Regions from separate parts of the Homo sapiens genome. Here region 2 is linked to region 1. Evidence: read pairs that join two places in POLR2A ChIA-PET (ENCODE). Cell type or tissue: IMR-90. All regions are shown on one strand. Links, peaks and the distances in the headings refer to the core of each region. The heading gives the core; the rest is flanking DNA.

What was found. Peaks named below come from ENCODE experiments on the same cell type or tissue, not always from the same donor. Only the 100,000 strongest peaks of a DNase experiment are listed, where the experiment ranks them.
Region 2: POLR2A ChIA-PET joins it to region 1 with 15 read pairs; 5 of 35 experiments call an interaction of 5 or more read pairs at or near these places.

Annotation. Positions count from the first base shown.
Region 1 is chr2:203,438,560-203,454,414 of GRCh38, reverse strand. It overlaps RAPH1 (Ras association (RalGDS/AF-6) and pleckstrin homology domains 1), which reads left to right. Exons shown (of 14, transcript NM_213589.3): 11 at 5,579-5,677; 12 at 6,336-6,456; 13 at 9,405-9,547; 14 at 13,002-15,855. The coding sequence ends at 14,978. Among named protein-coding and RNA genes, the nearest start is that of RAPH1, 89 kb to the left of the region's middle. In IMR-90, for the core only: no CTCF peak of the experiment used is centred there; a DNase peak (open chromatin) is centred at 8,264; H3K27ac peaks cover 190 bases.
Region 2 is chr2:203,277,447-203,293,301 of GRCh38, reverse strand. CYP20A1 (cytochrome P450 family 20 subfamily A member 1) reads right to left here. Exons shown (of 13, transcript NM_177538.3): 7 at 14,614-14,729; 8 at 13,189-13,243; 9 at 7,570-7,690; 10 at 3,426-3,537; 11 at 976-1,040. Among named protein-coding and RNA genes, the nearest start is that of ABI2, 43 kb to the left of the region's middle. In IMR-90, for the core only: no CTCF peak of the experiment used is centred there; no DNase peak of the experiment used is centred there.

The DNA.
Region 1 (15,855 bases), core at 4,479-12,478:
TTTTTAGGAATTTTAATTGATGTTAGACATAGAGCAGGTTATTGGATATTTTAGAACTGTTGAGATTCCATCAATTATACTGTTTTTGCTTTATTCTCAAAGTTTAAAAAGGAATGGTGAAGTGTGGTAAGGAAAAGAAGCATGTGCTATATCATAGCAGACCCTGGGCCAATTATCTCTAGGTAAGGAGTGAATATTAGATTGTAAGCTTTGAGTTGTGAGATATAAAATGTATTTGATTATAAATTTGAGATTCTCATTTAACACCAGGCTTATTTTAGGAAAACTTAGAACAGAGCCGAATGTAGGTCATAAATGTGCTTTAGTTCTTTTCCTGTACTTACTCAGCAAACCATCAGAGGGCACTGTGTCCAAGTTCAAATCAGACTGGCTGTTATCTGGTCCAGAAATAATTTTTGTCTCTTTTTTTCCCTGAACTATAGTCATGATAGCCCATGTATGTATTGTGACCTGAGCTGTTTTTAGGGAGGTTTTTTTTTCTTCTTTATTCAAGCTTTTGTACTTCTTGCAATGATTATATCTGTACTTCTGAGAAGAACGGACATTTTAAGCAAATTTATAGTGATCTATTAGAACACTGATAAAAACGACATACAAAAATTCAAGAAAATTAGGGAGATAATTTTTTTTTCATTGGCTCCATCTTTGTAATTTCTTGGTAACTACTTAGGTCTACATGTTCATATCATGTTTAATTTCACTTTTCTCTGAGAATTGTCACTTTAGTTTGGGGACTGCCATTAGTTTGGGAGTTTTAGGATTTTAGGATTTTGGAGTTTTGATTGCTTTGATAAAGTCAGTACATTGTAGTAGCAACCTTTTTTTTTTTTTTTTTTTTTTTTTTTTTTGAGGCAGGGTCTTGCTCTGTCACCCAGGCTGGAGTGCAGTGGCACAATCACAGCTCACTGTAGCCTCGACTTCTCAGGCTCCAGCGATATTCCCAGCTCAGTCTCCCAAGTAGCTGGGACTTGAGGTGCATGCCACCACACCCAGCTAATTTTTGTGTTTTTTTGTAGAGACAGGGTTTAGCCATATTGCCTAGGCTAGTCACAGATTCCTGGCCTCAAGCAATCTGCCTGCCTAGGCTTCCCAGAGTGCTAGGATTACAGGCAGAGCCACTGCTCCTGGCCATAATGGTAACCTTTTATTACATAATTGTGTTTTTGGGGAACACCACTGTATCATTTTAGGTACCTTTAGGTGCAAATAGTTTTTTAAAAGTCAGTACAAAGTAGCTTAATTCAGCAGTTTTCAAAATGAGGTCCACAGTCTCCTGAGAGTCAGTCCCTAAGACCATGATGTCAAAATTATTTAATAATGCTAAGATGTTATTTGCCTCTTGAACTTTCATTCTCTCACATATGTATAGTGGAGTTTTCTAAGAGGTTATATGACATGTGATGGTATCTTCACGCTAGTGTAATGTGTGTTTGTCTATTTATTTATTTATTTATTTTTGAGACAGTCTCACTCTGTCTCCCTGGCTGATGTGATCTCGGCTCACTGCAACCTCTGCCTCCCGGGTTCAAGTAGTTCTCATGCCTTAGCTTCCCGAGTAGCTGGGACTACAGCCACATGCCACCACACCCAGTTAATTTTTGTATTTTTAGGACAGATGAGGTTTTGCCATGTTGGTCAGACTGGCCTCAAGTGATCCGCCTGCCTCAGTCTGCTGAAGTGCTGGGATTATAGGCGTGAGCTACTGTGCCTGGCCTGGCCTGTGTATTCTTGTAGTTTAATTTTTTTCTTAGTTTTAATTTATAATGTAAGTATTGCTGGGGTGGAAAAACTTCACTTCATACTCTTAGGGTCCTAGCTGGGCACACAAATTAAATTGACATAAGAGATCAACAGGAGAAAAGCATAATTACTTGTATACTGGATTGGACAAAGAATAATTTGTGAAGAAGCAACTAAATTATATGTGAAGCCTTAAAGATACGAGTTATTTTAACAAGGTCTGTACAGAATTCTGTTGGTTTCAACTTCTCATCCCTGAGGAGAAAGATATTTTCGCTTTCTAGTATTGAGAAAGCATCTTTTGCATGGTAATTTCATCTTCTAAGGCTTTTAAGAAATAGCATGAAGGTCAGAGTGATCTTCTGTACCTGCTGTTTTTCAAGTGTCTTTTAACTTAGTCAATATGCCAGGGTGGTACATTTTTAACTCCTTCAATATCAGTAGACATAATCCACGTAAAAGAAAGTTATTGGGGGACTCTCATAACATGAAAACAGTAAAAGTTGGTTGGTTATTTCAGTGGCTCAAGGTTGTCAGTGAGAACTCAAATTCTTTCCATCTTTCCTTGTTCTACTTCCCGCATATCAGCTTATTCTCAGGCTGATTCACCTCACAGTCCCAAGATGGCTGCTGCAGTTCTATGCATCACATGTAGACCCAGAAAAATCCAGCCAGCAGAAGAGGGATTATTGCTCCCTGTATTTGTCTTTTATAAGAGGAAGGAACTATTTCACAGAAGTTACTCAACCACCCTCCTTTTGAGAGTTACTGGCCCAGAGTACATTTTCTGCTGACAAGCCAATCACTGACAAGGGAATAAAACTACTATGGTTGGCTTACACCAGTCAGAATTCACACCCTGTGGGATATAGGTGAGAGGTAAGGCTCTGCCAGGAAAGAAGTGGGGAGGAGGAGATAGCCATAGGGGCCTGCACTCAACCTGTCAGGGTCATTTTAAAAATGAAATGTTGACCTTTCTTTCTTAATAGGTATTCATCTGTTTTGGGAGCAATTTCATTATATGTTCTCTGGACTCTCTTAAGAATCTAAATGTGGAGCTTCTGGTTTTTAGCAATGAATGTTTCCTCCAGCCTTCCTCTTAACCCTGGTATAATTTTAAAAATGACAGCATAATATTGTGGGGAAAAAAGGAGCAGAGGTAGCAGATTCAAAGGGGCACATTTTAATAAGGCAGTAGTATGAAATAGTAGTTAAAAGCATGCACTCTGGGATGAGATTGCATGGGTTCAAATTCTAGTACTACCTTTCACTTATCGGAAGCAATTTTGAGCGCTGTTTTAACCTTACTCTGTGCCTTGCTTTCTTCTTGGAACATGGAGATAATAATATGTAACTCAGAGAGGTTTTGTGAGTATTTAATGAAAAATGTGAAGTATGTGAAATATTTTACATAGTGTCTAGTACATAGCAAGGGTGCAATAAATGCCACTTTTAATAAAATAATGTATTAGCAGAACAGACAATCTGCAGAAGTACTTGTACAGAGCCTGGATGACCATAAGGAAAGTAATGAATGCCTTTATTATGTGAGAGGATGAAAAAATGTTTTGAGGTTCTAAAAGGAATTTTAAACTAGCAGTAATCTGATACTTGACTTAAAAAGACTCATACTTATACCATAGTACTCTTCAGGTTATTATCTGTATTCCCAGGTTAGAGAGATGAGGAGAACAGGGTGGAGGATAATTTCTCTTTGATTTTCCCAGATGTTGTTTTGATTAAAAAAAAAAAAAAACCCTCTTTTTGTGCAGAACGCATGGAAGCACACATGCACACTTGGGCTTCTGCTACAGTTGAACACCTATGCAGTCAAGTTTGCAAATCACCATGAAGGGAGGGCGTGGTGATACAGTTGCGAGCCATCTAAAGCAGCTTGCTGAGATCTCTGAACCTTGCCCTGCAGGCAGTGCCTCCATGAAGCAGAACAGTCTCTTAAGCCCTCACTGGCAACACTAACAGAGCTCTTTTCAGTTGGCCTATTTTATCTTCTGCACAAACTATGGCTTTTGTTTTGCTCATCACTAAACCTACCTGAAGCACCTGGCAAATAGTTCTCAATAAGTATCTGTTGAATGAATGAATGAGGTAAAATCCCCCTTCCTCCTTTTATAGAAGAATACATACTTCTCTGTCTGCCCTCCTTTGCTTTTTCAAGGTCACTATTATGGTTTATTATAATGTAATTTACCGTGGACAAGGAGCATATTCCAAGAGAGGGCCTATATTATCAGGAGGGAAGACTGTTAGGTATTATTTTGCTAACCTCTTATTGTTGAGGGTTTATTGTTTAAAACTGACTATAACCTTCAACAAGAAAATTGGTTTTGGTATTAAATGTTATAGGAGCTGAGCTCTGAAAAGCAAAGAATAGAATTAATGGGTTTCTTTTTTTTTTCCCTCATTGTAGACCAGAGTGATTGATCTTTAACAATGCAGATACATAACTTATGTTGGTGGCCATCTATTCTTGATGGATTGAAAACTTATTTAAATTGCTTATTTTATTGAGCTCATGGATTTTCACAACAAATGACTATGATTGGGGAATTTTGGAAAACTAAATTCTTTTAAAGCTTTTTTTCTTTCTTTCTTTGTTTTTTTTTTTTTTTGGAGACGAAGTCTCGCTCTGTTACCCAGGCTGGAGTGCGGTGGCACGATCTTGGCTCACTGCAACCTCTGCCTCCTGGGTTTAAGCGATTCTCCTGTGTCAGCCTCCTGAGTAGCTGGGATTACAGGCATGCACCACCACGTCCAACTAATTTTTGTATTTTTAATAGAGACGGGGTTTCACCGTGTTGGTCAGGTTGGTCTCGAACTCCTGACTCCTTGATCCACCCGCCTCGGCCTCCCAAAGTGCTGGGTTTACAGGCATGAGCCACCATATCTGGCCTTTTTCTTTCTTATAACTGAACACAAATTTAAAATTTTTTCCAGGCAAATTATAGCCATTAGTTTTTTGGTTTTCAGAATAGTTGAAAAGAGATGTGGTGTTCATAAGTCATTACATTCAGAACAAGTGTGATTTAGGGCTTTTCTTTCCAAGGACCTACTGGTTGAGGCTCAGTGGTGTTAAAATTTCTTAAACATATTCCTAACACCTGGATTTTGTAGCCAAGGTTCAGTCAGTCACCTCTCATCCAAGCCTCAACTGAAAAGTACAGTGGGTTGTGAAAACTAAATGTGAAGATGCTGTTGACATCTATGTGTCCCCTGGAGGCAAGTGCTGCAGCCCTGCAGTTTGGTAGAGAGTGGGACCTACAGGGCTGTACTTCCCTGTGACAGGTGTGACTGTAGATTCTTGTCCCAGGTGCTGTGCCATAGGCTTGGTGTACCCAGCCCAGTAATTCACCTCACCTCTAGACACTGAAGCTTTGTCAAAGTCCCTCTCTGATTTGGAGTCTTCTGCACCCATAATTTCAGTGGGTTGAAAGTGAAATTAAACATTCTCTTCCTTTTCCATAATCTTATAGATGGAGAATTCTATGGACTCTGTTAACCTTGATGAACTTTGTTTCTTTGAAATGTAGAAGGAACGTTTGGGAATTTCTCAAGATGTGAAGATCTATTTTAACTTGGATATCTTGATCTAAAATTTCACAAAAGTTTCTTTCTCATTTACTTTGTAAAAATTCTTATGGGCTACTTTATTTGGCCTTATGGCCATATAAGAAGCATAAATGTATTGGCCATTACTCTAATGGCCTATAACTTGTCAGGATATGTTTAAGCTTTGATAAAGTTTGTTTTTCTTTAGTTCTCCAAGGGACTTAGTTGGATTTTGTCTTTAATCTTGCAGCATCCACAAATCCAGAAGAAATCTCAATATATCAAATACCTTTGTTGTGATGATGTGAGGACACTGCATCAGTGGGTCAATGGGATCCGCATTGCAAAGGCATGTCTCCTTTTGATTTGATGATGGAATAATGAGGTGTTTGTCGATGATATAGTTTTCGTTTTCATGACAACTATTCTGACTATTTCATGTTCATGGATTTGCCAGTGCCTACGTTTTTCAGGCCTAAGTTTCAAGTTTTAAATGTTGTCTTTTTTCCTTGTTTATAGGGATAAACTTTTAACATTTGGTATACTTGGAATAATATTGCTGGTAAAAGCTTGTGTAGTATCAAAGTGATTTATTTTGGCTTTGGAGAATGCATTATATGATTCTTAAATAGTAGAGTTTAGCCTAAGCAAAGTAAGTTTTGGAAAAATTAAATTACTTTAAGTAATGATCATTTACCAACCACATTTGGAGCAGTATCCTGAAGAGTGCTAAAAAGCTGCCCTTGGATCAAGAATTTGGGGTGAAAAAACATTAATGTTTATAACAAACAGAATCAAGTGTTGACTTCTTGCTGCCCCTCTAAAAATGAGGAGAAATAAGAATAGATTATAATTTATGGTATTAGAGGAATTTTTGAACTATCATAGGTATTAATTTTAATACAGACCATCAATCAGTAAACAGAAATATGTCCCCCATTTCACCTTATCCTTCTGTATCATACTCAGTAAAGTTTAGATGTCACCATTTCCTGTCTTCTCTTTAGTATGGGAAGCAGCTCTATATGAACTACCAAGAAGCCTTGAAGAGGACAGAGTCAGCCTATGATTGGACTTCCTTATCCAGCTCCAGCATTAAATCGGGATCCAGTTCTTCCAGCATCCCAGGTAGTTCAAAATGCTTCAAAGCACTATTTTGCGATTAATATGAAGGTCTCTGTAGAGACTGATAGTAGACCTGGAAATTTCAACTTGATTCTTAAAAACCGGAGCCATACTTAATTCCTAAATTATAATCAATAGATGCCTTTTTAAAAATTGCTAGAGGGTACAGTATCATGGGCTAGTTCACAAATGTATTTGAAATGAAAAATCAGTATATAGATTTCTAAAGCCAGTTTTGTTATTTATATTTATAAAATTTATTCAAAACATACATACTGCTGGACACTGTTAATGCATAATTTGGGATAAAACATTACTTGGAAAGAATCTTTGTACTCAGAAACCATGAAGAAGCTGCACTCCTTCAGATTCCTATATCCTTTAAACAAGTGCATGCTATGATTACATCTTAACATAAATCTTCTTTCAATTCAAAATGTTTCATGAATGAGATCCATGTCATCTAAAAGCAGAATTTTTAAATTTTTGCATTGGATGTGATGAAAGAAATAATAACTTTAGTAGTATATTTAAAAGCTGCATGACTCTATTTCATCTCTATTAAGTAAAAACAAATTTAGAATGTGTATATACACATACATTTCCTAGTGCTGTCCACTGAGGACTAGAAGCAGTGATACCCCAGGAACAATGAGAATACCCAGTCCCTAGATCATAGAGGTTTCTTTTTGTTTTTTCGTTTTATTAAATTTTGGCCAAGGATGCTGCTTAAATAGATCATGGTTTCTAATACCATTCTTCAAAAAAAAAAAAAAAAAAGAAAGAAAAGAAAACCAAGGCTCTCAAAGAAATGGCAAATTATAGGGCTGCAGCAGAGAATATATACAAGATGAGCCTAGAGCATCTTGTAATGCCAGAAAGTAAGGGAATGCTTAAAAAACGACAGTAGGGCCAGGCACAGTGGCTGACGCCTGTAATGCCAATGCTTTGGGAGGCCTAGGTTAAGGGATCACGTGAGCCCAGTAGTTCAAAACCAGCCTGGGCAGCACAGCAAGACCCCATCTCCACAACTTTTTTTTTTTTTTTTTTTTAAATTAGCCAGACTTAGTAGTACACATAGTCCTAGCAACTCAGGAGGCTGAGGCAGGAGGATTGCTTGAGCCCAAAAGTTCAAGGCTGCAGTGAGCTATAATCACACCACTGTGCTCCAGCTTGTGCAACAGAACGAGACCCTGTCTCACAAAACACAAGATGAGAATATGTCAAAGGGATACACAGAGGAGCCAGTCTGAAAGAGCTCCAAAGGTCAAAGCTGGAACAATTTGAGCAATACAATAAGTAATATAGTATAGGATTGTAACCCATGGACATAAATATCCATGAGTTTATACTGATGTAAATAAATCATTGAATAAATAAATGGGGAAGAGGAGAGAACTGTCCTGTGTAGATTTCTAAATGATTTATGAAGACACTTTGTCCTGAAGGAAGTAGAGCTTACCTAAGTCCTCAAGTGTGGACTGTGCTTAGTGACTTGCTTCCAGTGATTATGGAACGGGGATTAGGGGTAACTTCACAGTGGAGAAACCTGACAAACACTGCCACAACCATGTGGTCAAGGTCAGTATCTAAGTCACATTGGTTATAGGGACCTTTGACATAGTGTGTGAGAATGGCTTTTTTCCTCTATGATCTTCCTCCCCAAGTTCCATAAACAGACTAATCAAGAGAAAAAGCATCAGACAAACCAAAACTGAGAGACAGTCTACAAGATACCTGACCACTATTCCTCAAAACTGTCTAAGTCATCAAAAACAGGAAATTCTGAGAAGCCGTTATAGGAGACATGATGACTAACTGTGACGTGGTGTCCTGGATCAGAAAAGGCACATGAGGGAAAAACTAGTGAAATCCAAATAAAGTGTGGAGCGTAGTTAATAGTAGCAGGACATTTCCTTAGTTGTGACAAATGTAGTATAGTAATGTAACATGTTAATAATGGGGAAAAGGGAATAAAATTAAAAGAGGACACTTTTTCCCCAAAGGAGAATTTCTTTAAAACCAAACATATTGCTAAATGGGTAAACTGGATGCCGGGTATGTAGGAATTCTGTGCTAAAACTGTTCTAATATTCAAATATCTAATATGTAGATATCTTAAAACTATTCTAAGAAAATATTTATTAAAATGGGGAAAAAAAACCAACCAACAACCCTTCCAGAACATGGTTCCCCTTCCTTTTCCTTCCTTCCTCTCCCATCACCCAGGCTGGAATGCAGTGGTGTTATCATAGCTCACTTAACTCTCCTGGGCTCAAATGATCCTCCCACCTCAGCCTCCTTGCTCAGGCGGCAAAGAGACACTGTATGCTCACAGCCATTCCCACCAGGCCCCACTCCTTTCAAAACTTTTTTGTGCCTTGCTGACAGGCCAGGATACAGCACAGCTGCCACCCTATGGGTCCAATACCTAAATCCCTAGGAAACACACTTCGCACTAGAGGGTCAAATTCTAAGTATTGCTCATTGCTAGAAAAAAGGAAATAATCATTGTGTATAGATCCGAATTCCTAAGTTACAATTCTGGCGTGACCTTAAGGCAGGGGTATTAAAAAGGCTGATTCTCAATGTAATGCAGACATGATTGAGAGACTCCTCTACTGATGGTTCATTAATTCTTTTATTGTTTAGAGTTGATTTCATGCAAGACTGGGTGTCAGGATACCAATAATGTTATGTGAATCATTTATTATAATTATCAGTCTCTCATGGTGAAATATTTAACACTAATCTGAGATTTCTTAATTCCAAGGTAAGGGAAGTTTTCTAGTAGAAAATACTGGCTGTGTTTATGATGAAATGAGTAAAATAACTTGGTGCTGTTGTACACAGCACTTGACCTTGTGTAAAAGATCTAACTAGACATACATATGAATATTGTCAGAATACTGACTCTTTTAAACCTATGTTTAAAAAACTATTTTAAACAGAGTCTCAGTCAAACCACTCCAATCAGTCTGATAGCGGAGTTTCTGACACCCAGCCAGCAGGACACGTCCGTTCCCAGAGCATTGTGAGCTCCGTATTCTCTGAAGCCTGGAAACGAGGCACTCAGTTGGAAGAGTCCAGCAAGGTAACAGCTTCGTTTTAATTTACATTGAAAATTCTGTGGTATTCTTTTGGGTTTAAATTGTTGCTCTCTTATGTCTTTATCGGGGATCTTATTTGGCCTTATTTCAGTCTCCTTTATTAATTTTCAATCTTCCTAATTGTAGTGGGTAAAGACAGTTCAGAGAGACCTGTTGATTTGACTTCCCCTTGGAAATGAGTATTTTACAAATTGGCTCTAATGACTTAAAATCTCAAAAAAACAAAAAAAACTGGCAGTTTAATTCTTTCATCAGTGGCTCAGATTTTTAAGAAATAACAATTTCTTCCTTTCCACCTTTAAGCAGTTTGGATGGCAAAACACCATCTATTGCAAATGCCCTAAATTCTAGAGAAGCTGTTTACAGTTCTCTCTCTTCTTTCCTGTCTTTTTTTCTTCTTCCTTTTTTTTTTTTTTTTTTTTTGACAGAGTGTCAGTCTGTCGCCAGGCTGGAGTGCAGTGGCGTGATCTCAGCTCACTGCAGCCTTCGCCTCCCGGGTTCAAACGATTCTCCTGCCTCAGCCTCCCGAGTAGCTGGGATTATAGGCACATGCTACCACGCCCAGCTAATTTTTGTATTTTTAGTAGAGACAGGGTTTCACCCTGTTGTCTAGGATGGTTTCAACCTCTTGACTTCGAGATCCACCTGCCTCAGCCTCCCAGAGTGCTGGGATTACAGGCGAGAGCCACCGTGCCCAGCCTCTCTCTCTCTTTTTTTCTCTTCTTTTTTATTCTTTTCTTCCTTCCTTCCCTCCTTTCCTCCCTCCCCTCACTTCCCTCCCTCCCTCCCCTTCCTTCTCTCCCTTCCTTCCCTTCCTTTCCTTCCTTCTCCCCATCCCCTCCTCTCCCTCTCCCTCTCCCTTTCCCGTCACCCAGGCTGGAATGCAGTGGTGTTATCAGGGCTCACTTAAGCCTCCTGGGCTCAAATGATCCTCCCACCTCAGCCTGCTTGCTCACCTCAGCCTCCCGAGTAGTTGCCTGAGTAGTTGGGACTACAGGTGCACACCACCATGCCTGGCTAGTTTTTTATTTTTTGGTAGAGACAAGGTCTGGCTATTTTGCCTGGGCTGGTCTCGAACTCCTGGCCTCAAGCGATCCTCCTGCCTCGGCTTTCCAAAGTCCTGGGATTACAGGCATGAGCCACCATATTCAGTCCAGTTATTTCTTTATTGGTTAATTTATTCAGACTCATTCCTTACCTTTTTTTTTTTTAATGCTTTTGCCATTTCTTTGGGCATTGATGAATTTTTTCAAATTATACTTTATGTGGAAGACTAAATTAAAATCATTTCCCTTAAAAGTTTTGGATTCCTGAGCCTTGCATAGTATATTGTGCAGTGAGACTGAAGGATGAGTATAGTTATTGCAAGACTATAATTAGGAAAATAGAGAGGTTCTTCAGTTCATTTGAAAGACATCATGGCCTTCTATCAGACATCATCTGTAGTTGTGTAGGCAAGGATGTGTCCTGGCTGTAGTCACCATTTCAATATGCAAGAGGTCACTCCATCATTGAGGAACCAGTGGCACCCTGGGCTCAACTATTTTATTTTTACTAATAATTGTTTTTATTTATTTATTTAATTTTTTGGTGGGGGGTGCTTTTGGTCTGAATCACTTATACAGGTACATTCACGAATGAGAATAAATGGACATTTTTCCTTTTATTCCTTCATTCGTATATGTGGTTCACTAACTGGGCTCCCGCAGGGAAGAGAAGGCCTTAGTAGCACCATGTGGGGCTGAAGCCCTTTCCTTCAGAAATGAGCATTTGAGAATTGGTTCTAACGATCTAAATTCTCAAAACACTGAGTTTAACTCCCTTATTAGAGACTCAAACTTTTAAGAAATAATTTCTCTCTCCCTTCCCCCATTTAATCAATTTGGATGGAGCTAGTATTTTAAAAATGTACTAAAGAAGTTGGTTTACAGAATTCGGATGGCTAAAGAAAAACCCCTTTGCCTTACCAAATTACTAATGGTGAGATCCGTGTGCATTTTAAGTTATAGAACCTAGTTATGTGTAAGGCCAAGGAAAACAAAATCACAGACCCAAAATGTTCTGTGATTAAGCAGCAAAGTCCGTTATTGCACAGAGTTTCAGAAGAGTAGGAACCCTGCTGTCAGCAGTAATGCTTTAAGGCTTGATCACTCTGTATTTCTTCTCCTGTTACCTCAGTCTCAGGTGCCAAATGAGAAGGCCAGCACAGCTAAGGCCTGCGCCCCTGAAGCAGCCAAGACAGGGTCAAGTTAAGGTCAGGGGTTGTTCTCTGGAAACACATTAACCTCGGTGACGCCTGTATCCCAATCTCACAGACTAATCTTTTTGTGTAATTTTAAAAGAAACATGTGAATGTCCGGATGGCTATTAGAATTCAGCCCTATAATGAGCCTTCTAGTTCACTAACCCATGCATTCTCGATGTCATTCAAAATTGAAAACAAATGGTTTATCTTGGATCCTCAAAGTTTGTTCAAAGAGCCTAAAAGATGTACCTAAAGTTTTTAAAACAAGGGTCCTTCCTTTCCTCTTTTCAAAGTACCTGAACCACCATCGTGCATGATTAGCTCCACGAAATAAACTACCAGATGTGATCATTTCAGCTACCCAGATGGGTTGGTTGTTGGCAAATGCTAGCTGCCATTTCTTGATACATTTTCTTTATTCTAGCCTTCCAGAGCTTCCTCTTAATTTCTTCTGGCTTTTTCTGTATGATATTTTTACAGTCTTTTGCTATAATGTTTACAAAGCATTTCTTTATGTATTTTCCAGTAAAACAAATGTAAAGAATGTCCCCCCTTTACCTGCATTGCTGGACTTCTGTGCATGTTGGATGCAATTGTCTCACACCAACACGAGTGTGTGTGTCAAGCTTATTCATTCCTGTGTGACTGTGCACGCCTGCTCAACATTCTCATACTCTCCTGTGTCAGCTTACTAGCATCAAAAAGCCATCCTCATTCCACCAGGAAGCCCTCCTAAACCCAGTTATAGCATCTGCTTGATGTGGATGCAGTCATGGACTGAAAGGTAAACTGGAGCCATCACATCTCCCCTTGGAAGTCCAGTGCTCAGAGGACCGCCACAGAGGGTTCCATGTAGGGCAGGCTGTGTCAAAGTCATACAGCCAAGGTCAGAAGTCATGCATCCTGTCACCATTCAAACAGCTTTTGCAGCCGGACATTTTTCCTAGATTGTTAGATGGTCTAGCTATTTTACTGTGGGGTAAAACAAGTTTTCTGTTTCCTTCTTGCCCGCACAATCAGATTTTAGCCTTCCTGACATTGTCCATCTTTATGATCACCACCAACTTCTGCATCCTTTTCATGCATGTCCCAGACTCCCTGCTTTTTAGTTTTACACAATCAAAGCTTACCTCTGTAACTGTTTTGTTTGTTGTGTTTTTCTCTCTCCCACTCCCTTTTTATACTCCTTTTAGGCCAGAATGGAGTCTATGAATCGGCCCTACACTTCACTTGTGCCCCCTTTATCCCCGCAACCTAAGATAGTCACCCCCTACACTGCTTCACAGCCTTCACCACCTCTACCTCCTCCGCCACCCCCACCTCCTCCTCCACCACCCCCTCCACCACCCCCTCCTCCCCCACTCCCCAGCCAGTCTGCACCTTCTGCAGGCTCAGCAGCCCCAATGTTCGTCAAGTACAGCACAATAACACGGCTACAGAATGCGTCTCAGCATTCAGGGGCCCTGTTTAAGCCGCCAACACCCCCAGTGATGCAGTCACAGTCAGTGAAGCCTCAGATCCTGGTACCCCCCAATGGAGTTGTTCCACCACCCCCTCCCCCTCCTCCACCCCCAACCCCAGGCTCTGCCATGGCCCAGCTAAAGCCTGCACCGTGTGCCCCATCCCTTCCACAGTTCAGTGCCCCGCCTCCTCCACTGAAGATCCATCAAGTTCAGCATATTACTCAGGTGGCTCCCCCAACACCCCCCCCACCTCCTCCTATCCCTGCACCCCTCCCTCCCCAAGCTCCCCCAAAACCCCTTGTGACCATCCCCGCACCAACCAGCACCAAGACTGTGGCACCTGTTGTGACTCAAGCTGCACCACCCACACCTACTCCTCCAGTGCCCCCAGCAAAAAAGCAGCCAGCTTTCCCTGCTTCTTACATTCCACCCTCTCCCCCTACCCCTCCTGTTCCAGTACCCCCGCCAACATTACCCAAGCAACAGAGCTTCTGTGCAAAACCCCCTCCCTCTCCACTGTCACCGGTGCCCTCGGTCGTGAAGCAGATAGCCAGCCAGTTTCCACCCCCTCCAACTCCCCCTGCCATGGAATCTCAGCCCTTAAAGCCTGTCCCAGCAAATGTAGCTCCACAGTCCCCTCCTGCAGTAAAAGCAAAGCCCAAGTGGCAGCCCAGCTCCATCCCAGTCCCTTCTCCGGACTTCCCTCCTCCCCCTCCTGAAAGCAGCCTGGTGTTTCCTCCTCCACCCCCATCACCTGTCCCAGCCCCACCACCACCACCTCCACCCACAGCTTCTCCTACCCCTGACAAAAGTGGATCTCCAGGCAAAAAGACCAGTAAGACGTCCAGCCCTGGGGGAAAGAAACCACCCCCAACCCCACAGCGCAACTCCAGCATTAAATCCAGCAGTGGTGCAGAGCACCCCGAGCCCAAGAGACCCTCGGTGGACAGTCTAGTCAGCAAGTTTACACCGCCAGCAGAATCAGGGTCTCCCAGCAAGGAGACCCTACCACCTCCTGCAGCACCCCCCAAGCCTGGAAAACTCAATCTTTCTGGAGTCAACCTTCCTGGAGTTCTCCAACAAGGGTGTGTGTCAGCAAAAGCCCCTGTTCTGAGTGGGCGTGGAAAGGACTCCGTGGTGGAATTTCCTTCTCCTCCATCCGATTCTGATTTTCCACCCCCTCCACCTGAAACAGAGCTTCCTCTGCCCCCCATTGAGATTCCAGCAGTTTTCTCGGGAAACACCTCTCCAAAAGTGGCAGTCGTTAATCCTCAACCACAACAATGGTCTAAAATGTCAGTGAAGAAGGCCCCTCCACCCACACGACCCAAACGGAATGATAGCACCCGCCTCACTCAAGCTGAGATTTCTGAGCAGCCAACAATGGCCACAGTTGTGCCACAAGTGCCCACCTCTCCCAAATCCAGCCTTAGTGTCCAGCCTGGATTCCTGGCTGACCTCAACAGGACACTGCAACGAAAGTCCATCACTCGGCACGGCTCACTCTCCTCCCGCATGTCCAGAGCAGAACCAACAGCCACCATGGATGATATGGCATTGCCTCCACCACCCCCTGAACTGCTGTCTGATCAACAGAAGGCTGGTTACGGAGGCAGTCATATATCAGGCTATGCAACGTTGCGGAGAGGACCCCCTCCTGCTCCCCCCAAAAGAGACCAGAACACCAAGCTCTCCAGAGACTGGTAGCCACCATAGGACTTTATTTTCATGATATCTGTAATCACTGCTACAATCAGCTCACCTGATCATCTGTGAATTCAGGTGTTCAGAGCCTCCTGGTATGATGTTATTCAGGTAGTGTCCAGCTATATGTGTATGTGTGTGTGTACACGTGCATGTACACACAGCTGTACAGTGTGTGTATATATGTATACATATATGTATGTGTATGTGTATATAGAGAGAGAGCTGAGAGTTATTCTATTTATTCCTTTTCTCTCCTAATCTGAAAATGGGTGTTCTGTATTTTGGGTGGAAGAGGCATAGAAGGGGATGTGTGTTGTCTCTTAAGATTTCTATATCATGTGGATTGGACCAAAAACTTCTAATCACTTATTTAGAAGGTATTTATAAGTGTCTGTCCATGTGTAGCCTATTCGTGCATGTTGTGTATTATATAACTAAGGAATAGATGTAGAATGTGCTATTTCTGGTTGAGAAAAATCACCAGAATGTTTGGTGTATCTATAAGGCTTTTGTGTTTGTTTTTCCCCAGTTGGCTGAAGTTAGAATTGCTTGACTGACACTTCATTGCTATACATGAAGGGGCACTTTAAATCAGGAAAATCTCTCAGCTTCATAGAACGGGTAACTAGTGCAGGATGGGGAAATGTTCACAGACATCATCTGTATGTGGTTGTGCATAGAAAGTAAATACATGGCGTAATTAACTCAGCTGTTCTAGCTGCAGTACTGCTGCAGTGATCCACCCACATTTAGGATGTGCTGACAGATAAGCTCTTTGCCTACAATACATGGATAATTAGTGCTATAATTCTGGATAGTTCCTTTTTAGTACTGTTTTATGAAGCTTTATCAACTTGGCTTCATGATCCTCACTTTG
Region 2 (15,855 bases), core at 3,990-11,989, 160 kb after region 1:
GGAGCTTGCAGTGACACTAGATCATACCACTGCACTCCAGCCTGGGCGACAGAGCGAGACTCCATCTCAAAAAAAAAAAAAAAAAGAGAGAGAAATTCTGCTTTTTTAAAAATTTTTTTTGAGACGGAGTCTTGTGTCTTGCTCTTGTTGCCCAGGCTGGAGTGCAATGGCATGATCTTGGCTCACTGCAACCTCTGCCTCCCAGGTTCAAGTGATTCTCCTGCCTCAGCCTCCCGAGTAGCTGGCATTACAGGCATGCGCCACCATGCCCAGCTAATTTTTGTATTTTTATTAGAGACAGGGTTTCGCTATGTTAGCCAGGCTGGTCTTGAACTCATGACCTTGTGATCCGCCCGCCTCAGCCTCCCAAAGTGCTGGGATTACAGGCATGAGCCACGGTGCCCGGCCTGCTTTAATTTTCTTAAAACAGATGTTAATTACTTTTCACTTAGTATAAAAGTGGTAATAAAAGAGACAAAGAGTAGCAAATAGCAGATTCACATAAGAGAAAAAGCAGTCAACAGAAGATATAATGGGGATGCAGGTCAGGCTTGGTGGTTCATGCCTGTAATCCCACCACTTTGGGAGGCAGAGGTGGGAGGATGGCTTGAGCTCAGGAGTTCAAGACCAGCCTGGGCAACATGGTGAAACCCCATCTGTACAAAAAGTACAAAAATGAACCAGGCGTGGCAGCACGCGCCTGTGGTCCTAGCTACTTAGGTGGCTGACGCAGAAGGATGGCTTGAGTCAGAGAGGTCGAAGCTGCAGTGAGAAGTGATTGCACTATTACATTCCAGCCTGGATGACAGAGTGAGACCCTGTCTCAAAAGAAAGAGAAGAAAAGGGGATTCACTAGTTTTCTTTTGTTGTATCATTGCTACATATTGAGTTTTCTACTCAACAGTTAGGAAAGGAATGCAAAACGTGCAAACACAAAAACTGACAGTCACAAATACAATGACAAATATTTCATACTTGTGTGGAGATGGCCAAGTATTAGGATCCTGAAGTACCACACCAAGGGCATAAAGGACGAGGGTCTGTGAAAAAAAAAAATCCAATTAGTCAAGGACTAACAGAGATAAAATGACTCCTAGAAAGTCAACTTATTCCAAACTTCTTTTAATATAGATATTGAATACAAAATAATAATTTAAAAATAATGCAAGAAACCACAAGTGATTATTTTGGTGATCTTACAATGAGGAAGGCCTCCCTAAGCATGTCACAAAATCTAGAAACCATAAAGGAATAACAGACTTAACTACATGAAAATTTAAAATCTGCATCCAGAGTTCATGTCCTTTGTAGGGACATGGATGAAGCTGGAAACCATCATTCTCAGCAAACTATCGCAAGGACAAAAAACCAAACACCGCATGTTCTCACTCATAGGTGGGAAGTGAACAATGAGAACACATGGACACAAGAAGGGGAACATCACACACCGGGGCCTGTTGTGGCGTGGAGGGAGCGGGGAGGGATAGCATTAGGAGATATACCTAATGTTAAATGTCGAGTTAATGGGTGCAGCACACCAACATGGCACATGTATACATATGTAACAAACCTGCACGTTGTACACATGTACCCTAAAACTTAAAGTATAAAAAAAAAATCTGCATCCAGTTAAAAAACAATAACAAAAAAAAATGTAAGCAACAGTAAAAGTTATTTGCTATATAATTGACAGAATTTGTATAATATACAAATATATATAAGCTCACTAGAAAAATGAGTGAAAGTTATAAAGACAGAATTAACAAAAGAAAAACACAAACTGTTAATATATGTATGAAAATTTGTTCTATCTCTCCAATGATCAGAGAAAAGCAAGATTCATAAAATATACATAAGACTCAAATTCAGAGGCAGTGAGGATTTGGAAAGAAAAAACATTCTCATACATTGTTGCTAGAAGTATAAAATGCCTTTTAGAGAACATTTTAAATTTAACGTACACATGGCCCAGTGCAGTGGCTAATGCCTATAATCTCACCACTTTGGGAGGCTGAGGTAGGAGGATCACTTGAGCCCAGGAGTTCCATATCAGCCTGGACAACATAGTGAGACTCTGTCTTTATAAAAAATAAAAAAATTTAGTCCAGCTACTTGGGAAGCTGAGGTGGCAGGATCACTTAAGCCTGGGAGGTCGAGGCTGCAATCACACCACTGCACTCCAGCCTAGGTAACAGAGCAAGACCCTGTCTAAAAATAATAATAACTGAACATATACATGGACTTTGACACAAAAACTCCGTGTCTCAGACTCTACTCAACACCTGTACCAGTATATAATTAAAAAAAATAATGTCAATCATAATTTCCACTAGCGGGGGCTGCTTAAATAAATTATGCTAGATGGGCATGGTGGCTCATGCCTGTAATCCCAGCATGTTGAGAGGTGGAGGCAGGTGGATCACTTGAGGCCAAGAGTTCGAGACCAGCCTGGCCAACATGGTGAAACCCCATCTCTACTAAAAATATAAAAATCAGCCAGGCCTTGTGGCACAAGCCTGTAATCCCAGCTACTCAGGAGGCTGAGGCAGGAGAATCACTTGAACTCGGGAGGCGGAGGTTGCAGTGAGCCAAGATTGCACAACTGCACTCCAGGATGGGTGACAGAGTGATACTCTGTCTCAAAAAATTAAATTAAAAAATAAATCATGGTACATTCACACAATGGAATATTATGCAGCCATTAATAATAATGAGTCAAATCTGTATCAAGTGCTAGGTATACTAATAGCCATGATACATTCAATAAAAGAAAATTAAAGAACAATATAGAAAGAGTAACTTTTCACATATAAATTGTTTAATACATATGTATATGTGTGTTTCTATACATATATACACAGAGTAATATACATACACAGAAATAGGTCTATAAAAATACATACTAAACTGCTAACAGTAGTACCTTTTGGGAAGGAAGACTTTTATATTGCTTGAACTTTAAAACAAGCACATATTATTTTGTAACTAAAATAATTGTGTCTTTTATTTAATAATGGGTAGCATTTATTTGCCACTTTAAACAAATTTAAAATACACACCAGGCTGGGTGCAGTGGCTCATGTGTGTAATCCCAGCACTTTGGGAGGCCAAGGTTGGCAGATCACCTGAGGTCAGGAGTTCAAGACCAGCTTGGCCAAGATGGTGAAACCCCGTCTCTACTAAAAATACAAAAATTAGCTGGCCATGGTGGCGGGCGCCTGTAATCCCCGCTACTCGGGAGGCTGAGACAGGAGAATCCCTTGAACCTGGGAGGTGGAGGTTGCAGTGAGCCAAGATCGCGCCATTGCACTCCAGCCTGGGTGACAAGAGCAAACCTCTGTCTAAAATATATATATATATACACACACACACACCAAAAGAGTTGAGAATAGCTGAATGAATTAAACATATTAAAGGTTTTCTACCTCTCTAGGAATAATAAATCGGTCAATTTTTCCTTCAATATCTTGAAGCTGGGCAGAAACTGGAGTCAGTTTGGCAGTTCGAACAGTTTCACAAAGCACATGCTGACAATATCTGTTTTAAAAAAATTTTTTTTGAAGATGTTTATTTTGGGAGGCAGTTAGAAATGTACATACATTTAAAAAACGTTCTTCAACAACTGCTCAAACATTCCCAACTTGAAATAGTCCCATCATAATTCTTATCTGCTTAAAGATATGTTATATATTAGAAGTACATAAAGATTAACAATTTTATAAATTTTAAAATAAATACATTTTTATAAGATTTGTTATAAATCTGTATATAACTCTAGGTAGATAAAGATTTCAACAAATAAAAACACTTTTAAAAGTACCAGAAGAAAACTCAAAATAATGTTTCTACAATTTTTAAAAAGTTTATTTTTAGCACGAAGCTGACAGAAAATTATAAAGAAAAATATACATAACCTAACTAGAGAAACATTTTGTTTACATATTTCTAAAGATAACTAGGAAAAATATTTTCAGTAAATATATCTTTCATGTATAAAACCTCTTTAAAAGTAATTAAAATAATCCAACAATCCCATAGAAACAGGGACGGAGAATACAAAAAGCAATTCACAAAAACTTACAAATGGCCTGAAGACATATGAAATGATACTCAACTTAATTAACAACTTAAAGATTGCCAATCATAGCATTTTTTTTACTTGCCAGATTGACAAAGATGAAAAAGAATGAGAGCAGATATTACTAGAAAAAGATGGAGAAAAAGACATTCTCATATCCAATTGGTGGAAGTATAAACTGGTAAAACCTTTCAGAAGCATAATTTGGCAATATATATCAAACTCTTAAGTGTACATCACAACGAGAATAAAAACTAAAATGTATTGCAATCTTGCTATGAGTCAGTTCACTTAAATGCTCTATATACAGGATCTTATCGAATCCTTACAAGAAACCCATGGGTACTATTATTATTCTAATTTTACAGATTAAAATCAGAGGCAGTTATTTAAGATCACACAGCAGGTAAGTTGTGTGTCACAGGATTCAAATCTTAACCACTGTCCTACTGCATACATCCTTCAACTAGAAGCTCACTTCTAGGACCTTATTATACAGAAATATTTGGAAATATTAGTAAAGATGTAAGCACAGAAGTGTTAATTGTTTGTAACATCAAAAACAACAAAATCAAAAGGGGAAACATTCTTCCTTCCTTTCCTCTGTATAAATATTTATTGCGTACCTGCTGCATGTGAAGCACTGTGCTAGATACTGAGCTACAACAATAAACAAGAGATACATCATCAAAGGGGTTCAGAATCTAGTTGGCAGTGGGGAGGCAGATTGGATAGGACATAAAGGATGAACAATTAAGTATAGCACATGTTATAAAGGAAGTTCAGGGTATTACTGGAATATAAGGTAGGAGCAGCTACTCTAGGGAAAGGGCTTTGTAGAGAAATAAACACAGGCTGGGCTGGGCGTGGTGGCACATGTCTGTAATCCCAGCATTTTGGGAGCCAGAGGCGGGTGGATCACTTGAGGCCAGGAGTTCGAGACCAGCCTGGCCAACATGGTAAAACCCTGTGTCTACTAAAAATACAAAAAATAGCTAGGTGTGGTGGTGCATGCCTGTAATTCCAACTACTTGGAAAGCTGCGGCATGAGAATCGTTTGAACCCAGGAGGTGGAGGGTGCAGTGAGCTGAGATTGCGCCACTGCAATCCTGCCTGGGTGACAGAAAGGGACTGCATCTGAAAAAAAAAAAAAAAAAAAAAAGAGAGAGAGAAATAAACACAGGCTGAAACCTGCAAACAACAACAACAACATTAAAAAAAAAAGAAAAGAAAAACTCAAACCACCACCGACGATAAAAAAACACTCCACCCCAAAACCAAAAACCAAAACCCGGACTTAACTAAAGAAGAGACGAAAAGAGAATCTATACAGAGGAGTAGTTTGTGCAAAAGCCAGGACAGGAGATAAGAAACTAAAGACTTTGAGTAGAGCTAAACTGAAAGCTATGAAGAGGCACAAGTGAGGATAAGGTGGGAGTACACAAGGCCCAGCTTTTGAAATGCTTCATAAGCTATATTAGAGCTTAAACTTTTAAAAATTATTTATTTACTTATTTTTAAGAGATAGGTTCTTGCTCTGTTGCCCAGGCTGGAGTGCAGTGACACTCTATCATGCTGCAGCCTCAACCTCCCAGGCCCAAGTGATCCTCCCACCTCAGCCTCCCTAGTAGTTGTAACCATAGGCACATGCCTTTATGTCTGGCTAATTTTTAAATATTTTGTAGAGACAGGCTCCCACTATGTTGCCGTGAATGGTCTCAAACTCCTGGGCTCAAGCAATCCTCCAGCCTCAGCCTCCCAAATTATTGGGATTATAAGCATGAGTCACTGCGCCTAGCCCAACTGTTACGGGCTTAAGGGCACATTTACAAAGGAACCTCACCTTCTACTTCATACACTTCGGTATGATAAAAACTTCAAAAGACAACTAGTATTACTTTTAAAATAATAGTTACAGTCAATGTAATAAATAAAACTTCCAACATTTAAAAGCCTCCTAGTTCTTTCCAGTGGTTATCTTTTCTTTTTTTTTTTTTTTTTTTTTTTTGAGATAGGGTCTCACTGTCACCAGGATGGAGTGTAGTGGTGTGATCGTAGCTCACTCCAGCCTGGACTTCCTGGGCTCAGGTGATTCTCCTATATCAGCCTCCTGAGTAGCTAGGACTACAGCCATGCACCACCATCCCTGGCTAATTTTTTGTATTTTTTTTTTAGAGATAGGGTTTTGCCATGTTGCTCTGGCTGGTCTTGCACTCCTGGGCTCAGGTGATCCTCTTACCTTGGCCTCCCAAATTGGTGGGATTACAGGTGTGGGCCACTGCGCCCAGCCACTCTATCTTTTCTATAGTTGATTTTATGCTCCAAGATAGGGTTGCTTGCTACCCAGTCTCAGACTTCTAACCCAGAAGCAATCACAGTTGCAATTAAAAAAAAATTAAATTAAGGTATAGTTATATGCAATAAAATTAACCCATTTTACCTGTACGGTTTGAATTTTAGTAATTGTATACAATTGCGTAACTACAACCACAAGTAATATATGATAGTTTCATTTTCTTCATGCCCCTTTGTAGTTGATCCCCATTCCTAGCCTCCAACAGTATGCTTTTTATCACCACAGTTTGCCTTTTCTAGAATTTCACACAAAGGAAATCATATAGTAGCCAGTATTTTATGTTTCACTTCTTTCCCTTAAATCACTAAGATTCATCTGTGTTGTTGTGTGTATTGATACGGTGTTCCTTTTTATTACTTGGTAGTATTCTATGGTATGGTAATACCACAATTTGTTTATCTATTTACCAGTTGAACATTTGAACTACTTCCAATTTGCTATGAATATATGCAAACAGGACTTTGTGTAGTCATGTTTTCATTTATCTTGAATGAAATTCCAAGGAGTGGAACTGCTGGGTCATATAAGTGTATGTTGAACTTTTTAAGAGCCTATCATATTGTTTTCTATTGTTTTCTTTTCTTTTGAGACAGGGTCTTGCTCTGTAACCCAGGCTGGAGTGCAGTGATGCAATCACTGTAGCCTCGACCTCCTGAGCTGAGGTGATCCTCCCACCTAAGCCTCCTGAGTAGCTTGGACTACAGGCACGTCCCAGCACATCTGGCCAATATTTTGCATTTCCGTGTTGCCCAAGCTGGCCTTGAACTACTAGGCTTAAGTGATCCACTTACCTTGGCCTCCCAAAGTGCTGGGATTACAGGTGTGAGCCACCACGCCCGGTCAAGCCTACTATATTATTATCTAATGTGGCTGTCTATTTTTTATGACCATCAACAAAGTATGAGTGTCATACTTGCTTGACTTCATTAGTACTATTTCACAGGCTAAGTTAAACATTTCCCACACAACCTTATGATTTTAAAAAGCAGATTCATTTACCTAATAAAATCTACATATAAATACTTTAAGTCCTATAAAAATATGTAGCTTTCCTAGATAGCAACAATAGCTTTAAATTAGATAAACCAGTTCAAATTTACCTTTTAATAATCTCCTCTTTTTATTGTGTTCTTACCTGAGCTGCTCAATTTTCTCTGGAGTAACAGGACCATTTCCAAAAACTTGGTTTATCTCTTCATATAATTTTTTTTGAACTTCTTCAGAGGTGGTTAAAAAACAGATTGCCCAGGTACACACTAGGTCAAACATTATATGAATAACAATGAAAATAGCTAACTCATGGCTTGGGTATAGAATAAGAAAAAAACTACTTATTTAGGGTGGGATTTTTGTATTTGCTTTTTTTCTCCCATGATATAGAAGATATATAAGTGCTACTAAAAAGTAAAATTCTTCACAGGGTTTATATTATATGGAACATCAATATTTACAGAATGCCCTCCAACAGACATAGTGCAATCTGGATGCCTTCTTTCTTAAAACTGGTAAGTAACTGGAGCCACTTAATTTTACCTTAGGTAAAATAGTTATGATAATAAATAAATATCATATCTGTAGGAGTGCTCAATGTTGGCTGTTGCAATGGATTATCTCATGCACTCAACCTTATTAGGCCGATTTATCAGTTCACTTAGGAGCACTAATGAAATAATTCAGACAAATCAAGCTAGCAGATTTATCGATAAATCAATATTCTAAAATATTTACTTGTGATGGTAAATACACTGGCTCAAAATTTGTGAGTGGTTATTGCTTAGAACAGTTCTCAACCAGACGTGGTGGCTCACACCTGTAACCCCAGCACTTCGGGAGGGGATCACACGGAGGGGATCACTTTGGGAGGGAATCTGAAGCTGGGGGATTGCGTAGGCTCAGGAGTTCAAGACTAGTCTGGGCAACATGGCAAAACCCCATCTCTACAAAAAACTCAAAAATCAGCTGGGTGTGGTGGTGTGTGCCTATAGTCCCAGCTACTTGGGAGACTGAGATGGGATGATCACTTGAGCCCAGGAGGTTGAGGCTGCAGTGAGCTGTGACCGTGCCACTGCACTCCACCCTGGGCAATCAAGTGAGATCCTGTCTCAAAAAAAAAAAAAAAAAAAAAAAAAAGCAGTGGTTCTCAAAAACCACCTGGGAGATGGCTGATGCTATAACCTCACATTCACAAATTCTGGTTCAGTAGGTTTGTGGTAATGTCCAAACATCTGTACTTTTAACAAATGGAATATCGAATTTATCTCAACGCCAAAATGGGAAGATCACTGGCTCATGGCTTACTTTAGCTTAAACTGGTTTATGGATTGTATTCACTGAGGAAATGAAAATGTAAAGAAATTACATGTTGAGAAAAAAACCAGAAGAAATGAAAATGTAAAGAAATTACATGTTGAGAAAAAAACAGAGGAAAAAGAGTAGTTATATTTCCTTTAGTAATACACTGGGATTATAACTATTAAAAGAATGGAAACTTCTGAACATATATACTACCTCTTTCCCTAGAATATGTTTGAGCTGACACCATCTGTAGCTCTATTGTTCCTGTGTCAAATACTTTTTAATATCCTTCTAGTAACTTGTACTTTACTTACCAATGATCTCTTTCCTGCGCTAAGGGTTAACTTAAACTTATCTCAAAGTTAATTTATAAAAAAAAGTTTGCCTGATTCACCTTATTACCAATATTGTTACCATTAAAATCAGTAGTAACCTGGTACTCAATTACTCTGATTAGTTTTCTTATATCTAGAGTTCACAAAAAACATGAGTGACTGCCTGTCCTTAACTTTTCCCTACATATGCCTCTTCATTATGGCTTCTGAGTGAACTGTAGAATTGCTATTTTACAAGTGATGTGAAAACTTGTGCAGTGTACAATATGTATGTCACACAATTTTACAACATAGAGTAATATACAACTGAAGGAGTCACCACAAAGATTTGCACACAGTGGTCAATCCTGTACTCTGCTTGACTATATTATCACTTAAAATTAATATAACAGGCCGGATGCAGTGGCTCACACCTGTAATCCCAGCACTTTGGGAGGCCGAGGCGGGCAGATCACAAGGTCAAGAGAACGAGACCATCCTGGCCAACATGGTGAAACCCTGTCTCTACTAAAAATACAAAAATTAGCTGGGCATGGTGGCACGCGCCTCTAGTCCCAGCTACTTGGAAGGCTGAGGCAGGAGAATTGCTTGAACCCGGGAGGCAGAGGTTGCAGTGAGCCGAGATGGCGCCACTGCACTCCAGCCTGGTGACAGAGCAAGACTCAGTCTCAAAAAAAAAAAAAAAAATTAATATAACAATATGAATTTAATAATCTCACATTGGCTGGGTGTGGTGGCTCACGCCTGTAATCTCAGCACTTTGGGAGGCCAAGGCGGGCAGATCACGAGGTCAGGAGTTCGAGATCAGCCTGGCCAACACAGTGAAACCTCGTCTCTACTAAAAATACAAAAAATTAGCCAGGTGTGGTAGTGGGCGCCTGTAGTCCCAGCTACTTGGGAGGCTGAGGCAGGAGAATCGCTTGAACTTGGGAGGTGGAGGTTGCAGTGAGCCGAGATTGCACCACTGCACTCCAGCCTGGGCGACAGAGTGAGACTCTGCCTCAAAAAAAAAAAAAAAAAAAAAAATTCTCACATTGACTTTTGGTTTGTGGGTTTTTTTTTAGATAGGGTCACACTCTGTCACCCAGGCTGGAGTGCAGTGGTAGTGATCACAGCTCACTTGAGGCCTTGATCTCCTGGCTAAATTGATCCTCCCACCTCAGCTTCCCAAGTAGCTGGGACTACAGGCACATGCCACCATGCACAGCTAACTACAATTTATTATTTTTTTTGTAGAGATTGTGTCCCACTATATTGCCCAGCCTGTCACACTGGTTCCTTTGTAGGACTCTTAAAAATGATGACTGAAAATAGCTTTAAAATGTGATTTTAAGCCACTTAATGTGTTTTAAATACAATACTGAATCAGACACAATTTCATAGCTTAGAGATAACTTGGAAGGTCATCTGGAGCTAAACTCCTATTTTAGAAAAGGAGGAAAATGCAGAGATAAGTATCTTGCCCAAGGCTAATAAGGGGCAGAGTAAGGACTTATTAAGGTTTCTTATTTATCTACTCTCTCAAAAACTTCGGAGGAGACTTAAAAAACCACTAACCTACATCCAAATACATAGCAATACTCCTAAAATCTCCCTAAAAACTGAAAATAAGATTAAAATATTAATTCAACCTTGGAAATAGTCACTTTTCTTGGTGTCCGGAGCACAAGTGATTTAGATTTTTAAAGGTCTTTAGCAAAGACATATTAGGTTTAATGTAATGCGTTTTAAAAACAAGGATTTTAAATCTATTTTTATACTAATTTTTTTTAAGCTGGGGTCTTGTTTTATTGCCCAAGTTAGGCAAACTCCTGGGGCTCACGCAATCCTCCCACCTCAGCCTCCAACGTAGCTGGGACAAGTGTGCACCACTGGACCAAACAAATAGGCATTTTTAAAAAAAGGTTGAATAAGGCAGGACGTGGTGGCTCACGACTGTAATCCTAGCACCTTGGGAGGCCGAGGCAGGTGGAGCACCTGAGGTCAGTTCAAGACCAGCTTGGCCAACATGGTCTCTACTTAAAATACAAAAATTAGCCAAGCATAGTTGCAGGCGCCTGTAATCCCAGCTACTCAGGGGGCTAAGGCAGGAGAATCACTTGAATCGAGGAGGTGGAGGTTGCAGTGACCTGAAATCGCGCAATTGCACTACAGCCTGGGTGACAAGAGCAAAACTCCGTCTCAAAAAAAAAAAAAAAAAAAGGTTGAATACATTATTTTTGACATATGCTTACCTAAATTCAATTTAGTCATCTATAGTATCTGGACATTTCTATATGTTAAAGAAGAAAAATTTATGGGACGTTTACATTTGTATCCTTTTAAAGAAAGCTTCCTTAAACATTGAGGGATATAAATGAAATCCTTCAAGTGAACACAAATTTTCTAAAATTTAAATTCATGTCCTAATACTTCCTTTTGTTTTTTGTTTTTTTTTGAGACAGAGTGTCGCTCTGTCACCCAGGCTGGAGTGCAGTGGTGCGATCTCAGCTCACTGTAACCTCTGCCTCTGGGGTTCAAGCGATTCTTTTGCCTCAGCCTCCTCAGTAGCTGAGATTACAGGCATGTGCCCCCACACTTGGCTAATTTTTGTATTTTTAGTAGAGACAGGGTTTCACCATGTTGGTCAGGCTGGTCTCGAACTCCTGACCTTGTGATCTGCCCACCTCAGCCTCCCATAGTGCTGGGATTACAGGCATGAGTCACCATGCCTGGCCTCCTTTTGTTTTTTGACAGGGTCTCACTCTGTCACCCAGGCTGCAGTCCAGTGGTGCAATCATGGCTCACTGCAACCTCAACCTCCTGGGCTTAGGTGATCCTCCCACCTTAGCCTTCCTTACATAACTGGGATTACAAGTGTGTGCCACCAGGCCTGGCTAATTTTTGAATTTTTTATAGAGATGGGTTTCCGCTGTGTTGCCCAGGCTGGTCCCAAATTTCTGGGCTCCAGTGATTCATCCACCTCGGCCTCCCAGAGTGCTGGCATTATAGCTGTGAGCCACCTTGCCTGGTCCCCTAATACTTCCTTTAAGTATTTTTATCTTAGTGTATTTTTATGCCTATTGAAGTATTTTTTATAAATACTGTATAAATAAATGGTACTCCACCAATCTAAAAACCAAGTGAGGAAACTTAGAAACATATCAAATATTTTACAATTTTACATAAAAATCACCTTCAATTCCAACGAGAGGAGTTCTTTTAAATCGTGATTTCTGTGGCCTATATACTCTTGTTGGTAGACCTTAGTAATAGCAGACTAGCTTGGAGTCAAAGTGGAAAGCAGCAGCAGGAAATGAAAAGCTCACTGTTTTGGTTGGAAAGGTGTCAACAGCAGTTCATTTTAAAGGCACTAACAAGAATTCACAATCCATAAAATGTGTCAAGAAATTTATGGCAATTTTCAGAGGTGGCTTTAAGCACTTGGGGTTAAGAAAAAAAGCACTTATGTGAGTCAGCCCTTTAAAACAAGACTAAAAAAGAGGGAAAAATTATAAAGAAGTCCTCTAAACAGTGTTTTATTTTTGTTTGTTTGTTTTGAGACAGTCTTGCTCTGTTGCCCAGGCTGGAATGCAATAGTGTGACCATCACTCACTGCAGCTTCAATCTCTTGGGCTCAAGTGATGATCCTGCCTCAGCTTCCCGAGTGGCTGCAACCACAGGCATGCGCCACCACACCCAGCTAATTGTTATTTTTAGCAGAGACGAGGTCTCACTATGTTGCCCAGACTGGTCTCGAACTCCTGGGCTCAAGTGATCCTCCTGCCCTGGCCTCCCAAAAAGTGCTGGGATTACAGGTGTGAGTTGCCATGCCTGGCCTTGTTTTTTTTGAGACAGGGTCTCACTCTGTTTTCAGGCTGGAGTGCACAATCACAGTTCACTGTAGCCTCCATCCTCGTGATTCATCCTCTTGAGCAGCTGAGACTACAGGCACGGGCCATCATGCTCAGTTAACTTATTTTTTTTGTAGAGAGGGTCTCTGTTTTCTGAGCTGGCCTCCAACTCCTGGCCTCAAGCAATCTCCCACCTCAGCCTCCCCAAGTGTTGGGATTACAGGTGTGAGCCACTGTGCTCAGCCTATATATTTAGTAATTCCTCTGAAAAAGAAATCAATTTATACTTACATTTTGCAGTTATTATGCAACTGGCCAGAGAAAATATCATACTGTCTTCTAGGATCTAGGAAACAAAACTAAGTTTAGAAAGTGTGAAAAATGTAAGGTAGCCTATATTAGGCCCTGCTAAAATAATCTACAGCATAAAATTAGTGTCAATGAAAAAAAAAGTATATTATTTCATTTTGATGTTTTCACTAAAACAAAAAACCAAATCTGTATAATGTGAATACCAACCTAAATACCACACTGCTTTTTAAAAATATTTTTAAAATTGATGAACTATAGTTGTATGTATTTTGGGAGTACAAGTGATTTTCGGTACATGTATACAACATGTAATGATCAAATCAGGGTATTTGTTGTGAGTATTACTGGTTCATGATCTACTTTGGTAAACAAACTCGGTCCTATTTTTCTGGCTTAGCCTAGTAAACAGCAATGAAGCCTCAGAAATAGGACAGAAGATCTCATCCCTGTCCTGGAAGCCAAATTCAATTTCTGCACCAACATATATCAAACTACTTCTGGCTACAAGGACTTGCATGTGTATAGTGAGGCAGAAGATTCCTACAATGAAGAGGTGTGGCAATAACAACTCACCTCACTGGCCTGACAATACCACAAATGCAGTGGTATGTTGGCAGTATTGTCAACAAGCCACACTGCCACACCTGGTCAAGCAGGCAAAGTGATTTAGTCTAATACACCTAACACAAGTCCTTCTCCTCTTTTGTAATTCAAGAATTTTGGCTCAATTTAATAATATTAAATAATATACAGCTGCCTCAAAGAGCTAAATAATAGAGACCAAGTACTTGTACTACCAATGATGTACAATAAAAGATGTACGATGCAGCTGGGTGCAGTGGCTCACACCTGTAATCCCAGCACTTTGGGAGGCCAAGGCGGGTGGATCATGATGTGAAAGAGATAGAGACCATCCTGGCCAACAAGGTGAAACTCCGTCTCTACTAAAAATACAGAAAAATTATCTGGGCGTGGTGGTGCGCGTCTGTAGTCCCAGCTACTTGGGAGGCTGAGGCAGGAGAATCGCTTGAACCCAGGAGGTGGAGGTTGCAGTGAGCAGAGATCGTGCCACTGCACTCCAGCCGGGCGACATAGCGAGACTCCATCTCAAAACAACAACAACAACAAAAAACCCAAAAAAACATGTATGATGCTTCTCTTAAGCCACTGAACTCTAGGAGGGTATCTGGATTAAAGTGAATGAAAAGCACACTGTATATATGTGTGATTATCATTATTTTTTATAGATGGCGTCTTGCTATATTGCCCAAGTTGGCCTTGATCTCTTGGGTTCAAGTGATCCTCCCACCTCACCCTCTCAAGTAGCTGGGACTACAGTCATGAGCCATTGTGCCTGGCTCTGGCTTATTTTTTTACCTGATAAACATTTAACAATTATATCACCTGTTGGTCATTAAGGTTCCCTTGTACTAAGGAGTCAATGAAAATATGTTGACTGAAGTTCCTTCCTTTTCGTTCTTTTATGATGTTCCTTAAAACAGACTCCAGTTGCATGAGGGCTTAGAGAAAAAAACAAAATAATTTTAGAATACAAGCATTAGTGGAGACTGAACTTTAAAAAAATAATTCTGTGCAATGTTACTATATGAAGAAAACCTTCAAAGTTAGTAACCAACAACAAAGAAAGCTAATTTATGTTTAAACTCATCATTTTCTTCCTTTTTTGCCAAATTTAACATACATACAAAAAAGTGCACAAAGCATGTAAGTACAGTTTAAGGAATAATTATAAATCACCACCAACCACCTAGGTCAAGAAGTAGAGCAATGCCAGCACTTGACTTTTTCTTTTATTTTTGAGACACAGTCTTGCTCTGTTGCCCAGGCTGCAGTGTAGTGGTGTGATCTTGGCTTACTGCAGCCTTGACTTCCCAGGCTCAGGTGATTCTCCCATCTCAGCCTCCCAAGTAGCTGGGACTACAGACATGCCACCACGCCCAGCTAATTTTTGTATTTTTGGTAGAGACGGGGTTTCACCATGTTGGCCAGGCCGGTCTCAAACTCCTGGGCTCAAGCAATCCATCCGCCTCGGCCTCTTAAAGTGCTGGGATTACAGGCGTGAGCCACCCGCACCTGGCCTAATACCAGCACTTTAGAGGCCTCCAAACACATAAGCCTTTCTTCTCTGATATCATCCACCTTCCTTCTAAATTCTGTCTTCTTAACTCCATTCCTTCTCCCAAATCAGGAATCACTTATTTAGGGATAGAAACAGATGTGAGATAATCAGAAAAGCAAATTTCTAAAAACCTAAAAGAGGCTGGGCGCAGTGGCTCATGCCTGTAATCCCAGCACTTTGGGAGGCCGAGGCAGGTGAATCACGAGGTCAGGAGTTCAAGACCACCCTGGCCAAGATGGCAAAACCCCATCTCTACTAAAAATACAAAAATTAGGTGGGCTCAGTGGCAGGCACCTGTAATCTCAGTTACTCAGGAGGCTGAGGCAGGAGAATCGCTTGAACCTGGGCAGCAGAGGTTGCAGTGAGCCAAGATTGTGCCACTTCACTCCAGCCTGGGCGAGAGAATAAATAAATAAATATTTTATTTATCTCTAAATAAATAAATATATAAAATAAAAACCTAAAAGATATCAATAACTGATATCCAATGGCCCATAAAATTATAC